Regions from separate parts of the Homo sapiens genome. Here region 1 is linked to region 2. Evidence: chromatin loops called from intact Hi-C (ENCODE). Cell type or tissue: mammary epithelial cell. All regions are shown on one strand. Each heading gives the region's core, and the rest is flanking DNA. Links, peaks and the distances in the headings are about the cores only. Region 1 has its middle 59 kb from the start of MIR548G. Region 2 overlaps LINC02507 (long intergenic non-protein coding RNA 2507).

Evidence for each region. Hi-C counts contacts between places; a loop is a spot of excess contacts. Peaks named below come from ENCODE experiments on the same cell type or tissue, not always from the same donor. Only the 100,000 strongest peaks of a DNase experiment are listed, where the experiment ranks them.
Region 1: a loop joins it to region 2, with 4 times the contacts of the local background. A loop is called at or near these places in 2 of 110 quality-filtered maps.

Annotation. Positions count from the first base shown.
Region 1 is chr4:147,280,940-147,289,659 of GRCh38, forward strand. No RefSeq gene overlaps it. Among named protein-coding and RNA genes, the nearest start is that of MIR548G, 59 kb to the right of the region's middle. In mammary epithelial cell, for the core only: no CTCF peak of the experiment used is centred there; a DNase peak (open chromatin) is centred at 4,162.
Region 2 is chr4:147,579,427-147,588,146 of GRCh38, forward strand. The region is part of intron 3 of LINC02507 (long intergenic non-protein coding RNA 2507); the gene reads left to right. Among named protein-coding and RNA genes, the nearest start is that of LINC02507, 14 kb to the left of the region's middle. In mammary epithelial cell, for the core only: no CTCF peak of the experiment used is centred there; DNase peaks (open chromatin) are centred at 1,185, 2,415 and 3,225; H3K27ac peaks cover 1,331 bases.

The DNA.
Region 1 (8,720 bases), core at 343-8,342, 300 kb before region 2:
TATTAGGAACAATTATATGCCAACAAACTGGGTAATCTGGAAGAATAAATTCCCAGAATCATACAAGCTATCAAACCTGAATCAGGAAGAAATAGAAAGCCTGAATATAAATTAGGAGACTGACTCAGTAATCAAAAACCTTCCAACAAAGCCCAGGACCTGATGGCTTCACATGTCAATTCTACCAAACACTTGAAGAATTAATATCAATCCTTGTTAAATTTTCAAAAAATAGAAAAAAAGTAAACTCTTCCAAATTCACTGAATAAGGTCAGCTTCACCCTGATACCAAAACCAAGAAAAGACCCTACAGGAAAAAAACAAAACAAAACTACAGGCCAATTTTTCTAGCAAACCAAATTCAACAACACATTGGAAGAATCATACACCATGAACAAGTGAGATTTAACAAAGGGATACCAGAATGGTTCAATATATGCAAATGAATCAACATGATACAACATATTAACAAAATGAGAGAAAAAAACACATGATCATCTCAATAGAGGCAAAAAAAAAAACACATTTGACAAAGTTCAACATCCATTCATTCTTAAAACTCTCAACTAAACAGCTACAGATGAATCTTACCTAAACACAATAAAGGCCACATAGGAAAAGCCCAAAGTAAATATCATAATCAGTGGCGGGAAACTAAAAGCTTTCCCTCTAAGATCTAGTACAAGCCAAGGATACCCACTCTTGCCACTTCTTTACAACCTAGAATTGAAAATCTTATCCACAGCAATTAGGCAAGAAAAAGAAATAAAAAGGCATCCAAATTGGAAAAGAAGTAAAATTGTCTATTTGTAAATGACATAATTATACACATAGAAAATCTTAAAGGCTCAACAACGAGCAAAAAGAAAAACTATTAGAAATAATGAATGAATTCAGTAAAGCTGCAAGGTAAAATATCAACATGCAAACATCAATTACATTTCTATTCACAACAATGAACCATCTGAAAAGGAAATTTAAAAATAATCCATTAACAATAACAGCCAAAAGTTTAAAATACTTAGGAATAAATTTAATCAAAGAGGTGAAAGACACGTACACTAAAAACTATAAAATGTTTGTGAAAGTAATTAAGAAAGACACAGATAGATGGGAAAATATCTTGTGTTCATGGATTGGAGTAATTAACGTCTGTAAATGTTCATTATACCCAAAGCAATTCACAGTATTGCAATCCTTATCAAAGTCCTAATGTCATTCTTTATAGAAATAGAAAAAAACTTCCAAAATTCATATGGAACCACGAAATACCCCAAATAGACAAAGCAATCTTGAGCAAGAGGAACAAAGCTGCAGGCATCACACTTCCTAATTTCAAATTATTTTACAAATCTATAGTATGGTACCTTCATAAAAACAGACATACAGACCAATGGAACAGAGCAGAAAGCCCAGAAATAAGTCCTCACATCTACAATCAACTGGTCTTTGACAAGAGTGCTATGAACACAAACTGAGGAAAGGACAGTCTCTTCAATAAGTGATGCTGATAAAAATAGATATTCACATACAGAAGAATGAAATTAGACACTTATCTCACACCTATACAAAAATCAACTCAAAATGGATTGAAGACTTCAATGTAAGACCTGAAACTGAAAAACTGCGAGAAGGATAAGGGGTTAATATCCAATATATATAAGGAACTCACACAACTCAATAATGAAAAACATCCTGTTTCAAAAATTAGCAAAGGATCTAAATAGACATTTCCCAAAAGAAAACATACAAATGGCAAACAAGTTTATGAAAATGCCCTCAACATTGCTAATCATCAAGGAAATTCAAATCAAAACTGAGTTATCACCTCACATCTGTTAGAATGGCTATTATCAGAAAGACCAAAGATAGCAAGTGTTGGAGAGGCTGTGGAAAAAAGGAAACTCTTATATACTGTTTCTGGGAATGTGAATTGGTACAACCATTATGGAAAACAGTAGGAGGTTCCTCAAAAAATAAAAAGATCTAGTAACCTGACTACTGCGTATACATCCAAAGGAAATGAAATCAGGCTCTCCAAGAGATATCTGCATTCCCATGTTAATTTCCACATTATTTACAATACTCAAAGTATGGAAATGATGAATGAATAAAGGAAAATGTGGGGGCTATACACACACACACACATACAAACACTCCACACAATGGAATATTATTCAGCCTTAAAAAGAGGGAATCTAAAATAGTTGAAGTCATAGAAACAGAGAATAGAATAGTGTTTGCCAGGGGTGAGGGGAGAGAAAAATGGGGAGATGTTGGTTGGGGGTACAAAGTTTCAATTATGCTGGAAGAATACATTCTGGAGATCGAATGTACAATAATATGAGTATAATTAACAATAGTTTATTGTATATTTGAAATTTGCCAAGAGGGGAGACACTAAGTATTTTTGTCATACACACACATACAAACGTTTAAGTGGTAACTATCTAAAGTGATTGCTGTGTTAATTAGTGTGTGCTGATTATTTTACAACGTATGTGTGTATTAAATCATCAAATTGTATACCTTAAATCTTTGTGTTAAATATACGTCAATAAAAAAAATGTTAAGTATACACATTCTCTTACCTTTAGTGAGCCTTTTTCAAGTAAGGAAGCCATTTTCCTAGAAATTTTCTCTTAATAAAAAGGCAACCAAGACTTCCAACCTGGAAGCTGAGAGATCAGACACTGATATTCAGAACTCAACCAAGATGCAATTATACCTTAAGCTCAAGTTTGAAACAGCCATTAGTTTCTCTCATATTATTATCCTAGTCATTATCTACCATTTAACTATGTATAATTATCCATTCAGATTATTTATAAAAATGTTAACTTAGACACCTATCAGAAATAAATCTTTGGATGTCACAATATCAGTGTTTCTTTCTCCAGAAAAATGCCTACATATCTCTGCTCTTCATTTCTTGATTGCAAGCAAGGACTTTATGGAAAGGGGGAACTCCTCAATTACTAATGATTTAATTCTCTTTCCTACTAAGTTTTATGATAAATTTTGAAAGACTAAATAAATTATGTTCCCTTGTTTGTCTTTATTCTCAGGTTTATTTGGCCTCTCTGAGGAATACAACAGAATTACTCTGTCAGTAAGTCTTAGTTCTTGTTTTAATTTTAGTTATGATGAGAGATCTTTTTATGTACATTAATGTTGACCTAGTGGGAGATTTTTGTGTGGAGGAGGTCCTCTTAAATTTTTTTAATGCATTAGGTGAAATGAAAGTATCTATAATCTTCAAAAGCAAAAACTCCAAGAAACACAGTCATCTGATAATAACAGCAATGAAATGAAAGGAAAATATTGGCAAACATAATCTAAGAGACCCCTAGCTAGCAAGGTTCATAAACCCAGTTAGATAATCTTTCCCTACTCCCATTAAGTCATTGCCAAATCACTGCAATCAGATTTGAGTATCACTAATAGCAAATTGCTGGAAATTGAACCAGATGCTCAAAAGCTTTCATGATTATTCACCAAATAGCCAGAGATTAAAAACACTAGATAAGATCAATCTGGGCCAGGAAAGACCCAACAAGTTGTAATCAGTAACTTGAGCCATCTGGCCAGGCTCTGCCTTCTTTTGGGTCATAGCTTGGCAACTTCATTAGCATTATGCTTTGAGTTATAATTTTTAAATAATGTGGAACGTTATTTCTGTCATGAACGAGACAAGTGATAGCTGGAGATATAAATACTACTCTTGCTACACGCTATTATATGTTGAGATTAAGACAAATGGGGCATTTATATACTTGACTTAAAGGTGACTTGCTACATAAACTTTATAACCAATCCTGTCTTCAGACCTGCCAGTTGAAGATAAGAGTCCCCTCTACCCCCAAAATACACAATGTTCTGAAGATTTATGAAAACTAGTATCATCCAATAGCAATAATAATAATTTATTCATACAGGACTTTAAGGTTTTCATTGCTCTTTTGTCTACAGAATTTCAACAGTTTGAAATAGTGATATAAGTTTTCTCCTTCAATATCTTTATTTTTGCTACTCAAAGTCTGTCCCTGCATCAGCACCAATGGGGTAACCTGGAAATTTGTTAGAAATGCAGAGTATCAGCCTTACCCTAGACCTACTAAAAAAGAATATGTACTGTAACAACACCCCTAGGTGATTCATACACGTTAAATTTTTGCATGTATCAGAATCATCTAGAGTATTTGTTAAAACATGCTTTTTGTGTCTCACCAGGAATTCACTAGATCTGGAATGGGAAAAACAATTTGTATTTCCAACAAGTTCTCCATCATGTCCATGCTGATGGTCTGGAGACCACAGTTTAAGAACTACCATTCTTGCCTAGAGGATGTTATGTTTTTTCCCTAGTTTGGTAACAGATTATTCATGTTTCAAGCAAGATAATGCAGGGCATTAAGTTTAGGCACATTCCATTTAATAGCCGCTAACTTGATTAAAATTATGATTGACCAATGCAGAACATACATGTTGCAAGAGGCTGCCCAACTCACCAGGATTCTCCCAATCACAGCAGCTACGCTCCCTGTCCGATCTCCTGACAATGTGGATGGTTAGAACCAAAGTAGGCACAACACACCCTGTCTGGTCCAATCAAATTCTCTCATCTGGAATTTGAAATCCCAAATAAAGACAAGGCCTCTATTTTCTGATTTCCCCAGGCTTAGTGGTTCGGTTCTTCCACCAATCCTTTACATTACCCAATATTCTTCCAATAATTTATTATTTTAGCAAGTTTACAGAATTAGTAGAAATGCTTTTCATCATTTTTTAAATAATTATTTCTTCCAAGAATCCTTTTTTGTTTCAGTCTACCGATGTTTGAATAAAGGAGCCATAAGGGAGTGCCAGAGAGTATAAATAATGAAAACAGGCACTTCTTTTGCAACTCCAATGGCCATTATCCTTGTTCCCTATTGTTTATTGTCTGTTGAATCAGGACTGCATAACCTCTGAGAAGAACCCAGATGGGGATTCTGTTGGTGTTGGTACGATGCCCAGCACTGACAGTAACTGTGGAACCCAGTGCTCACATGTCTGCCCTTTTGTGTGTAGAGAAGTCATAACCATCCTGAAAACGTATTCTCGGCAAGTGGGGAGAAGCTATATGAAAATCAGCAGGGAAGGGGAAGAGTGGGGCATACCAGGAGCAGGAAAAAGAATGCCTTGCTCCAGCAGCTCTCATGAGGCACTCTCCATTTTCTAGAACATGCCAAGACTCCATTTCTGACATAAATTTTCAGTGCTTGGGAAAGACATTTTTACCCTGAGAAGGAACTCAGTATATGAAACTGCATCAGTAGTTGAACTTAGTCTCTGGAGAACCACCAAACTCTATGTAGGATTCCTGAAGGCAAGATTGGTCTGATTCACCAATCAGAACTACCGCCATCACCACCATCAAAGGTTTCCATGCTTAATCTCTCCAACTTTTCATAAGTTAATGTCCTCTTGGTGAACAAGATGTTAAGGAACAACAAGCTCCATGTCTCTAATTAGCACCACATTGAAGTATATCATTAGCTTTTAATTAAATCCTTTAACTAGTTGTTTCTTTTTCTAATGGTTAAAAGCATTCTGAACCAGTCAAGGCTGGAAACGACAAATAAATTCATAGAGCAATGCATCTGCATGGAGACCAAAGGGGCAACCAAGGAAGAGGGGACAGGAAACAGGCCTGTTGGCCTTAAATCCCAAGGCAGATGTTTCTTCCTTCCCTCCCCTCACAGGCTCACAGACTTTTATGGAGAAAGAGGATAACAAGATGAATTTGCAGCAGAGATGGTGACAGGACGTTGCAGGCCTGATGCTCATGGGGCCCCACAACATCTCTCATTCTCCAGTCAGCCCAGAATTGTCAAAGCACTGTCCTCCTGGTCTTCCTCAAATATAGGGCAGCTGGGGCGGCCCCCACTTCCCAGAGTCTTAAGAATATCCAAGCTTCACCTGGGGGTCAGAATAAAAATGACCTGTAGCAAGGAACTGTTACCTCCATATAGTAACCAAATAATTCAGGAGGAGAAGACAGGAGGCTCTCAAGGTTGCGATTTGAAGAAGTGTATTGCCATCTGCTTACCAGATGTAAAGACTTAAGAATAAACACAAAAGTAGATGAGAACCATAAGAAAAAGTAACCCAGATGTTAGCTGAGGCCTCTCTGGCCCTCAGAAAACAAGGTATGATTGATTCAAAGCTCCATTTTCATGTCCTGTGCAGGCCCAAATCCTTCTCCAAAATAACTATAAATTCCACTGAAGGAAGGCGTGAGGTGTAGGGACTGATAGGTTATAGATCACCTCTGGCTACAGCCTACTACTTCTTCAATCTACTGATCATCTCGACATCTTACAGGAGCTGCCTCTGCTCTGAGTCACATCAGCCCCATAGCAAACTCAGCATCTGTCTTAATCTCCTCACACAGGCAGGTGCACATTCTCTGTCTCTGTCTCTCTCTCACACAGACACACATACACATACACACTTTACAAGGAAATGAGTAAATGTGGTGTTATTTTAAGATTTGTCCAGATATGGAGGAGGGATTTTTTAAAGATTTGCGGGGACCGCTCTCCCAGGTGCATTTCAATAATTGCCTTGTTGTTTATCTGACCCCTCAGCCTCAGGCCATCTTGCTCACTCCACTTCTCTTCCTCCTTCTCTCTCTTCATTTCCTCTTTCTCAAGAGGAGAAATATATTCCTGTTATTGCCTCATGCAAAGCAGTTTGACGATCTCTTTTGCTGTCTTGGCTCCTGGCCTCACCATGTCCTCAGGATCTCAACTTCAGGGCAGCAGTTCTTGGTGTTGTCTAGAGAACAGCAGCAGCAGCATGACCTGGGAACTTGGCAGTGCAAATTCTCAGGTTTCACCACAGACCTACTAGATCAATAATTCTAGGGGCGGGCTCAGAAATCTGTCTTAACCAGACTTCCAAGTGATTCTGATGTATTAAAGTTTGAGAACTATTGCTTTAAAGAATAACAGTTAAGCAGCTGATAGAAGAAGAGCTGCCAGTAAAGAAATGGAGAATAGTTCCACCGCAAAACACTGCTTTCAGTGGCAGTGGCAACAAGTGGCTGGGAGGGAGGAGAACATAGGCCACCACCACCATCCCTGTAATCTCTTATTACTTTTCTAATGTAGAATCTCAATACAAATGCCCCATCTCCCAATTCCCACTAGATTGCCATACTTTTCCAATAAGCTCCTTTATAAAATAGTCTGAAGCTGCCAGTAATTGCTCTAGTGCTGCTTTAGCTGTTACATAAACGTGTGATACAAGATTCGCAGAATATATTTATAATCAGAAAACAGTTATTAAAGATAGATACAAAATAAGGATAGGTAGTTGAGCACAACTGTGGGGACCAAGACAATGAGTGATTAATTCTGGTTTAGGTTTATATTATAAATCAGAACCTCTTCTTTATTTTGTATAAATGAATTGGAGCACTGAGCAAATAATATATGCAAAAGATATGCCAGCTGGTCTGAAATTCTAACAATATATCATTACAGAAGCTGGGCATTGGCTAAGGTTTTGTTTGTTGGTTTGTTGGTTGGTTGGTTGTTTTTGCTTTTCACGGTACATAGTTTTAGGGGTGTTTCTATATGTGATCAAGGTCTGTCATTGGAAACAAACTTCACAAAAGGTATCACACAGCCAACAGCCTCAGTAGGAGAAAAAAGGCAAAGGAATGTGTGGGAGGGAAAGATAGAGAAATAGAAGGGCCTATGCCCTAGATTCTTCTAACTCCAGTTAGAAAAAACAAGAACAAGCATCCTCCCCAGTTTAGGCAATTCATGATGTATCTCTTGGCCTGATATTAATTGTTTTATGTCCAAAACTCTGTTGTAATTGTAAAAGCAAAAGTAGTCTGTAGGATTTTTTTCAATGAAGTTAAAAATATTCTCCTGATTTTCTAGTATATTTTACATGCCTTCCTACATAGTTGATATTTTGATTAGTTATATATTGTTGCATAACAAAGTACTGCAAAATACAGTGCCTTAAGACAACAAACACATATTATGAAGTCTCTGGGATGAGAAATCCAAGAGCAGCTTACCTGGGTTTTTATGTCTCAGGTTCTCTCATAAGGTTACCATCAAGATGTCAGTCAAAGCTGTATCAAAAAAGCTTGACTGAGCACTTTGTAGGCCGAGGCAGGCAGATCACCTGAAGTCAGGAGTTTGAGACAAGCGTCGCCAGCATGGCAAAACCCCATCTCTACTGAAAATACAAAAATTAGCCAGGCGTGGTGGCGGGTGCTTGTAATCCCAGCTACTTATGAGGCTGAGGCAAGAGGATCGCTTGAATCTGGGAGGTGGAGGTTGCAGCATGCTGAGATTGCAACACTGCACTCCAGCCTGGGCGACAGAGTGAAACTCCATTTCAATAAATAAATAAATAAATAAAAGCTTGACTGAGGCTGGAGGATGATTCACCTCCAGGATGGCTTACTCTTGTGACTGTTTGCAGGAAGCTCAGTTTCTCACCACATGGGCATCTCCATAAAGCTGCTCACAAAATGGCAGCCAGTTTCCGCTAGAGTATGAATTCCAAGAGAGAAAGAATGGTGTCCTGTAAGCCTAGTCTCTGAAGTTGCATACCATCACTCCCACTTTATTCTATTTGGCACTAAGTACAGCCTAGACTCCCTAGGATGGGAATTAGGCTCCACCTCTTCGAGTAGTATCAAA
Region 2 (8,720 bases), core at 201-8,200:
GAATATTATGCAGTCATAAAAAAGAATGAAGTCATGTTCTTTGCAGCAACCTGAATGGAGCTAGAGGTCATTATCCTGAGTGAAATAACTCAGAAACAGAAAATCAAATACCACATGTTCTCATTTATAAGTGGGAACTAAACAACAGGTACACATGGCCATAAAGATGGAAATAATAGACACTGGGGACTGCAAAGATGGGGAGAAGGGGAGAAGGATAAATGTCAAAAAAAATTATAACCTATTGAGTACAATGTTCACTATTTAGATGATGGGTACCCTAGAAGCCTAAACCTCACCATTACACAATGTATCCATGTAACAAACCTGCACATGCACCTCCTGAATCTTAAAATAATAATAATAATAATAATAATGTAAAAATAAATTTTTAAAAATTAGCCTTTAACAATAATGAACAGGAAAAAAAATCACATCATGGTTCTGTCTTCAGCTCAGAGGTCTCCCCTCTCACCTCCACCCACCACACACAGCCATGTACTTCATGGAACAGGAGACAAGGGCTCACCTTAGTTCTGGCCTTAACCAATTTGCTAATTCACATAGCCTCCATGGGCTTCAGTTTGCTCATCTTCAAAATGAAGAGGATGGCTTCAACACTCTACTATTTGTATTAGTCCATTCTCACACTGCTATAAAGAAATACCTGAGGCTGGGCACGGTGGCTCACGCCTGTAATCCCAGCACTTTGGGAGGCCAAGGCAGGTGGATCACCTGAGGTCAGGAGTTCGAGCCCAGCCTGGCCAGCATGGTGAAATCCCATCTCTACTACGAATACAAAAATTAACCAGACATGGTGGCATGTGCCTGTAATCCCAGCTACTCAAGAGGCTGAGGCAGGAGAATCGCTTGAACCTGGGAGGCAGAGGTTGCAGTGAGCCGAGATCATGCCATTGTACTCCAGCCTGGGCAACATGAGTGAAACTCTGTCTCAGAAAAAAAAAAGAAAGAAAAAGAAAAAGAAAAGAAAAAGAAACATCTAAAACTGGGTAATTTATTTAAAAAAAAAAAAAAGAGGGTTAATTGGCTCACAGTTCTGCAGGCTGTACAGGTTCCAGGGAGGCCTCAGGAAACTTGCAATCATGGTGGAAGGCAAAGGGGAAGCAGCCAACGTCTTACACAGCCAGAACAGGAGGAAGGCAGGGGAGATGACACATTCTGTAAAACAACCAGCTCCTAAGAGCACTTACTCACCACCACAAGAGCAGCACTGAAGGGGAAATTTGCCCCCATCATCCAATCACCTCCCACCAGACCCCACCTCAACATTGAGGATTACAATTCAACAAGAGATTTGGATGGGGACACAGATTCAAACCACATCACTATTCAACTCAGCTCTGCTTCCTTCTGATTTACTGTGTTACCTACCCTATGTCCTTTCCCCACACTATCCCTTGTGAGCTTCTCTTTCCTTTTTCCTGATACTCCTGTGTTTACTTCTCTTTATTTCACCTTCCAACATACCATGTCCTATTTTCCTACTCTTACTTTCTCAACGTTTAGCTCCTCTGTATTCAGCTTCCTGTCTCCCCACCTCCCAAAACACACACACACAACACACACACACACACACGAATACAGAGCTCTTTGTGGGAATCAAACGACTATAAAAAAAACTTGTACTTATTATAGGATTACATGGAAAAAACAAGTAATTTCCACTCAGATTTGCCCTCAATCCCTCCAGAGAAACTACCTCAAAACAAAATAAACAAGTGCTTTACTAAAAAACAAACTAGTAGAACAAACAAACCACTTTGATCCCACTGTTCAGTTTAACCCAGAGGTAGATAATAGCACAAGTAATGTGCTTTCTTTTTATTCCTCCATGATTTCTCTTGCCAGAAGCACATTCAGACCCTCAGCCTTCCCCAGAGGGGCACATCCGTGCTTACTTTTTGTTTTCCGTGGATGCTATGGTTTGAACGTTCCTCCTTCAAAATTTATGTTGAAACTTGACCCCATCATGGTAGTATTGAGAGGTGGGGTTTTTGGGGAGGTGATTAAATCATGAGAGTTCCATCCCTGTAAATGGACTAATGCCTTATAATATGGCTAAAGGCCCCATTTTGCCTTCCACCTTCTGCCATGTGAGGACATAACAAGAAGGCCCTAACCAGACACCAGATGCCAGCACCTTGTTCTTGACTTCCCAAGCTCCAGAACTATGAGAAATAATTCTCAATTGCTCATGAATTACCCAGTCTGTGGCATTTTGTTATAGCAGCACAAATGGCTACAGAAGTCCACTCAGGCCTGTGTAGTAAGACTCAGGGTGTTTTATTATTTCCTTGTGCTTCCCACAACACACCAAGCATCTGCAAAGTCAGCCTCCCTTACAGAATCTGCTGTTACGAAATGCTTTTATGTATATTTTTTTACTCAGTTTAGTTAAGAGTTCAGATGATAACTTGTCTACCCAAAGTAATGACTCAGTAAGAAAGCCAAATTAGATTCTCCCAAGAGTTGTTACCCACATTGTTGGTCAGTGTGATGTGATTTCTAAGGTTTCTTACAGCTCATAAAATGTCTTGGGGTGTTAGGAGGTTGTAGGAATTGTGTCAAACAAAGAAGGCAAGAGAAACTTCCAGGCCAAAGAAATGCATGTGCAAAGCATGGACTCTTCAAACGGCCCCAGAATTCTGGGGATGGGGATTAAGTAGTTCAATGTGGTAGCAGTAAGAGGACTGTGTAGAATGGAGGACAGGAGGAAGATAAACGCTTAGGAGGGGACAAGTCTTTAAAGATAAGAGAAAGCTCGACCGCAAGGGCCAATCTACCCCTGCACTGTCAGGGAGCTCACAAAAGGAGGCTTCTGTCCAATCTGCTGCTTTATAATTTAACGAAACATTGAGATGTGACTATTTCTCCTTTGAGCTACCCATTTAAACTAATAGCAGACAAATACTAAGAAGTCATTTGACCCTAACTGCTGAAAACTACAATTATAGAAAATGGATGTGTGGTTGGGACCTTTCATTTGTCTTTCCCCATGAAAATATGTGGGAGTGAGAATCTTTTCTTCCCCATATTCCACTTCCTCCCAGCACCTAGAAGTCATTGAGCAATCATCATCAGAAATAAACATGCATAATTGCAATAACCTTTAAATACTTTATGGTGTATTAATAACTCAAGAATTTGGGACAAGCCCTGAACAAACACAAGGCAGCAGGTTTGCCTTTGGCCCTCTCCCAGCTCATGCACACTTTCATTTTGTTCTGTCTTCCCCATGAGATGCACCAGGTGTCTTAGTCAGCTCAGACTGCAATAATAAAACATCATATATTGGGTAGCTTAAACAATAGGAATTTATTTCTCACAGTTCTGGAGGCTGGAAAATCCAAGATTGAGGCACAAGCAAAGTTGGTGTCTGGTGAGGGGTCTCTGACCTTGGGTTGCAGATGGCCACCTTCTCTCTGTGCCCTTATATGGCCTTTCCTTTGTGCTCAAGTGGAATAAGAAAAAAAAAAAGTCTTCTTCTTAATAGGGCCCCACCTTCATGACCTACTCTAAACCTAATTGCCTCCCAAGGTCCCTATTTTCAAATACTATCACATTGGCAGGTAAGTCTTCAACATATGAATTCTGAGGGGACACAAACATTCAGTTTGTAACATTCTGCCCCGGACTGCGAAAATTTATATCCTTCTAGTGTGCAAAATACATTCATTCTATCCTAATAGCCCCAAAAGCCTTAACTCATTCCAGCATCAAGTCTAAAGTCCAAAGATAAGGTCTCACTCATATATGACATATCTGACTTAAGTTGTATTTAGTTTCACCACACAAGCTATTTTCTTCCTAAATACAATGGTGGGACAGGCATAGGATAGATATTTTCCTTCCAAAAGGGAGAAGCCAGAAGATGGAAGACAAGTCCCAAGAAAATCTAAAACCTAGCAAGGTGAATTCCATTAGATTTTAAGGCTCAAGAATAATTCTCTTTGGTCCCATGCTCTGCCTTCTGTGCCCAGTAGGGTAGCACTCCCACCTTCAGGACCCACTGAAAAAGTAATGCACCCAAGGCCAGGCACAGTGACTCAAGTCTGTAATCCTAGCACTTTGGGAGGCTGAGGCAGGCAGATCAATTGAGCCCAGGAGTTCAAGACCAATCTAGGCAACATGGTGAAACCCCATGTCTACAAAAAACAAAACAAAATAAAGCCAAAAAGTACAAAAATTAGCCAGGCATGGTGGTGCACACCTGCAGTCCCAGCTACCCTGGAGGCTGAGATGGGAGGATGGCTTAAGCCCAGGAGACAGAGGTGCAGTGAGCCAAGATTGCACCCCTGCACACCAGCCTAGGTGACAGAACCAAACCCTGTCTCAAAAAAAAAAAAAAAAAAGTAATGCACCTGAGACTCTGAGTTGCTCTGCTCCCAAGGTTACACTTTGTGGGCTCACTCCTAAGGCACTGAGTAGGGCTTTTCTCACCTTCTAAAACAAGAGGGGTGGTCACACTCTTTGAAACCAAACAGGAGATAGCCTTATCCCCTAGGTCTGTGGTAGGAGTGACAGCCCTGATGATCTCTGAGTCACATTTGAAGTCATTCTTCCTTTTCCTTGAAGAATAGCATGCATTCACAGCCAAATAGCTATACAGTCCTTTTCACAGAATCCAAGAATTCCAACAGCCTTCCTTCATTTTGTTACATCTCCATCCCCTTCAGTTCAAACTGGCAGTGTTTCTGCTCATATCATCCCATAAACTCTTTCTCAAACCATAATCCAGCCATACCCTTGGCATACTCTTCAGAACATGCTTTCTCGGTTTCTTGCAATATGAATAGGCTGATTGTTTTCCAAACCTTAAAGCTCTGGTTCATTTTTGCTTAACAATTTCTTCTTCATTCATCTCTCTTCTCTCACATTTGACAGAGTCTTGCTCTGTAGCCCAGGCTGGAGTGCAGTGGCATGATCTCAGCTCACTGTAACCTCCACCTCCTGGGTTCAAGTAATTCTCCTGCCTCAGCTTCTCAAGTAGCTGGGATTACAAGCATGCACCACCACACCTGGCTAATTTTTGTATTTTCAGTAGAGACAGGATTTTGCCATATTGGCCAGACTGGTCTTGAACTCCTGGCCTCAAGTGACCTACCTGTCTCTGCCTCCCAAAGTGCTGGGATTACAGGTGTGAGCCACTGTGCCCAGCCCACACATTTTTCTACAAGCACTCAGGAGGAGCAAAGATGCTCCTTCAACACTTTGCTTAAGAATTTCCTCTGCTAAATATGCAATTTCATTGCTCACAAGTTCTACCTTCCACAAAACACCTGAACACCATTCAGCCAAGTTCTTTGCCACTTTATAACAAGAATTTCCTTCCTTCCAGTTTCCAATAACATGATCCTAATTTCCATCAGAGACCTCATCAAAATCTCTTTTTATATCCATATTTCTAGCATGCACCTGAAAACTCTTTCAGCCTCTACCCGTTACTCAGCTCCAAAGCCATTTCCACATGTTTAGATATCTTTTACTGCCACACTTCACTTCTTGGTACCAAAACCTGTGTTAGTCTGGGTTCTCCAGAGAAACAAAACCAGTAACAGATAGAAATATATATATCCATAGTTAGAAATGCATGCACAGATACAGATAAAAATATAAAGATATTTATTATAAGGAATTGGCTGATGAAGTTATAAAGGCTAAGAAGTCCCAAGATCTACAGTCAGCAAGCTGGAGACCCAGGAGAACCGATGGTATAGTTCCAGTCCAAGTTCAAAGGCCTGAGAACCAGGAGAGACAATAGTGTATGTTCCAGTCTGAGTCAAAGATGAACAGCAGAAGACCAATGTCCCAGTTCAAAGACAGGCAGGGAGAAAAAAATTTTCTGATTCAGTCTTTTGTTCTTTTCACGCCTTCAATGGACTGAGTGAGCCCCACCCACACTGGGGAAGGAATCTGTTTTGTCTACTGACTCAAGTGTTAATTTGATCCAGAAACATCCTCATAGACACATTCAGAAGTAACGTTTAACCAAATATCTAGGCACTGGGCACCCCATGGCCCAGTCAAGTTAACACATAAAATTCACCATTACACTAGGTCAGTCTTACCCCGACCTGCCTTCTTGTCCTTTCCTCACACGTGCTACACCAGCTTTGCCCTTTCATCCATTTTCACCAATAACCAATTTTTTTGTTTTACCCAATAATCAGGGACTTACTAGGAGACCCCTTAATTGCCCTAAAAATTACTACTAAGATATTGATGAGTGCAAATGACTTAACAATTACTTTTCCTATTTGCATTTCACCTGTACTTTACCTAAGGAAGAAAAAAAATTATTGTGGTAAAATACATATAACGTAAACTTACCATTTTAATAACTGTTAATTACCTTCACAATGTTCTACAAACATCAGCACTATCTAGTTACAGAACATTTTTTATCACCCCAAAGGAAACCCTGTAAGCAGTCACTCTCCCTTTTCCCTCCCCTCAGCCCCTGGCAACCATGAATCTGCTTTTTGTATCTATAGATTTGCCTATTTTGGAGAGTTCATATAAATATGTGACCTTTTGTATCTGACTTCCTTCACTTAGTAAAGAATTTTAGCCTCCTTAGCTAGGGAAAGTGAAAAATGGAAAGGAGAATATTTTATGATATAAACATTTGGGAGTTATCTCTAAAACCTCACCAACTTTCTACATCACTGTTTTACCAAGATTTGGGAAACTCATCTGTTATTCATCTGCCTGGACGTTCTGCTGTGCGTTATTAACCCTTTCTGTGGAGGTCTGAGGCAGCCTGAACACAGGCTGGCACTGGGCCAGGATGGAGAATGTGTGGACACTTCAGGAGGCTCATTCCACACCATCAAGAGGGCTTCCTTCCCTGAAAGCGACCTGGCAGGACCATGCAGGTCATAAGGTCATACAGCCCTGAGGGGCACAAGGATGCTGATCCCAGACACTTCAGGCCTTAATAAAAATAAAAGCAAGCACATCTCTGGCAGCAGAGTAAATTATTCGTGGGATTTATTTTAAAAGAGAGACAGCTTTGTTGAAAAAAAAAATAGACACCACATCAATTCCAAAAATCATTTCCAGAAGAAAATGTCTAATCAAATGGGAAGTAGTGCATTCGTGGTTTGCACAGCATAGCTACCGAGTTTTTTAAAAGGGTCCCAGATTTGTTCAGATACTGGTTTCCACAATATGGGTCATCTGAAAGGATGCATAGCTTTATTGGGAATATAGCACATGGATGGATGGTCAGAGACTACAAGTCTGCTGAAGTTTTGTGGGAAATGAGCAGTTTGGCAGCCCCCGAGTCTGGAGGGTCTGAGACTGGCATGCCAGAAAAGCTCCAGGTCCGTAACAGCCTCTTTAAAACCATGAAGCCCTTGGAGGCCCAGCTCAAGGGTTTCAGTATGTGTCACAGATTTCATTTGCTCAGGACTCTCACAGTTTTTATGTGGTTTAACGAAGTACCTAAGCAGAAGCTTTTTTTTTTCTTTTTGGCTTTGCCTTTTTCACCGATTTCCCTTTTTATTAATAACCAAACATAAATATATTACAAATATTTTTACCTTTTATTTCCATCTTGTTACTGTTTATGTATTTGCTAAGATCAAAGTCTGGATTCATCCTCTAACAAGTTCATGTTGTTTTCCTGCTTGTTTCAAAATATGGACCCCGCAGCCTTTATAATTCTATTCCATGATGACTGGCTTAAATTTAATCATATACACAAGCACTGCAGTAACTCGCTAAACAAATCCATGTGAGGATAAAAGGAACATCACAGGCCTGATCTGGGCACAATGGCCTTTGTATTTTTCTCCTTTTGTTTTCAGAAGTTTCTGGAGCCTGTAACTGAACGCAGCAGACTCTAGTTAAAAATTCACCATGATTCCTTTTTAAATAATAGCATTTGTCTTTTGATGAGGTCTCTCAGCTCAAAAGGATCCCTATTTCACATTATAAATAGTTACTGTCAAAAGACATGACTATAAGACAATGACACTGGGTTTGAACAAATATACTTGAATTTATCCATACAAATGAATGATGTCCCCATCAAAGTAGGCAGCAACATTCCAGCGATTTTCAAAACAGTTTTGAAACTCCAGTTAGGAACTTCCTTCCTTCACACACTACGGGAATTGCTTTGAATGTCAGGGTATTTTTTAAAAATATTTTTTTTCATCAGGGTAAGTTTCATTTTTGGAAACAACCAAGCCATTTAATAAGGCAGACGGTAACTGACTGGATAGAAGTGCTGTAGCCTACAATATAATGAGACTAGCTTTTACTTTGATTCCTTAATTAGCCCTAAAGGTAATTCCAAAAAAAGTTCCTAAAATGTTTAGTGCAATAGCAGTACAGTTGAAAGAAGTGTCTAGACTCCCAAAGCAACTTCTCTGAAAAGGAAGACATTCATTTGAACATACGGATGAATTTCTTAGAGAAAAATAGGCCATCCTTGCCTTGCTTGATTTTCTCAAAAACTCTATGTTATTGGTGCCTAGCTAAGGGAAGTTGACTATTTTCAGCTTCCTACAGTATCAAATTTTATTTAACAATTCATTTTTGAAGTGAATAGAAGCGCAAAACCTGAAATACCTTCATAGAACCATGCCTTAGTGACCTATTCCAAAACAGACTTAAAACATTCACAGGCGTATGCACAACTGATAAACATAAATATACATATGAATATATACTATACATAAGATAAA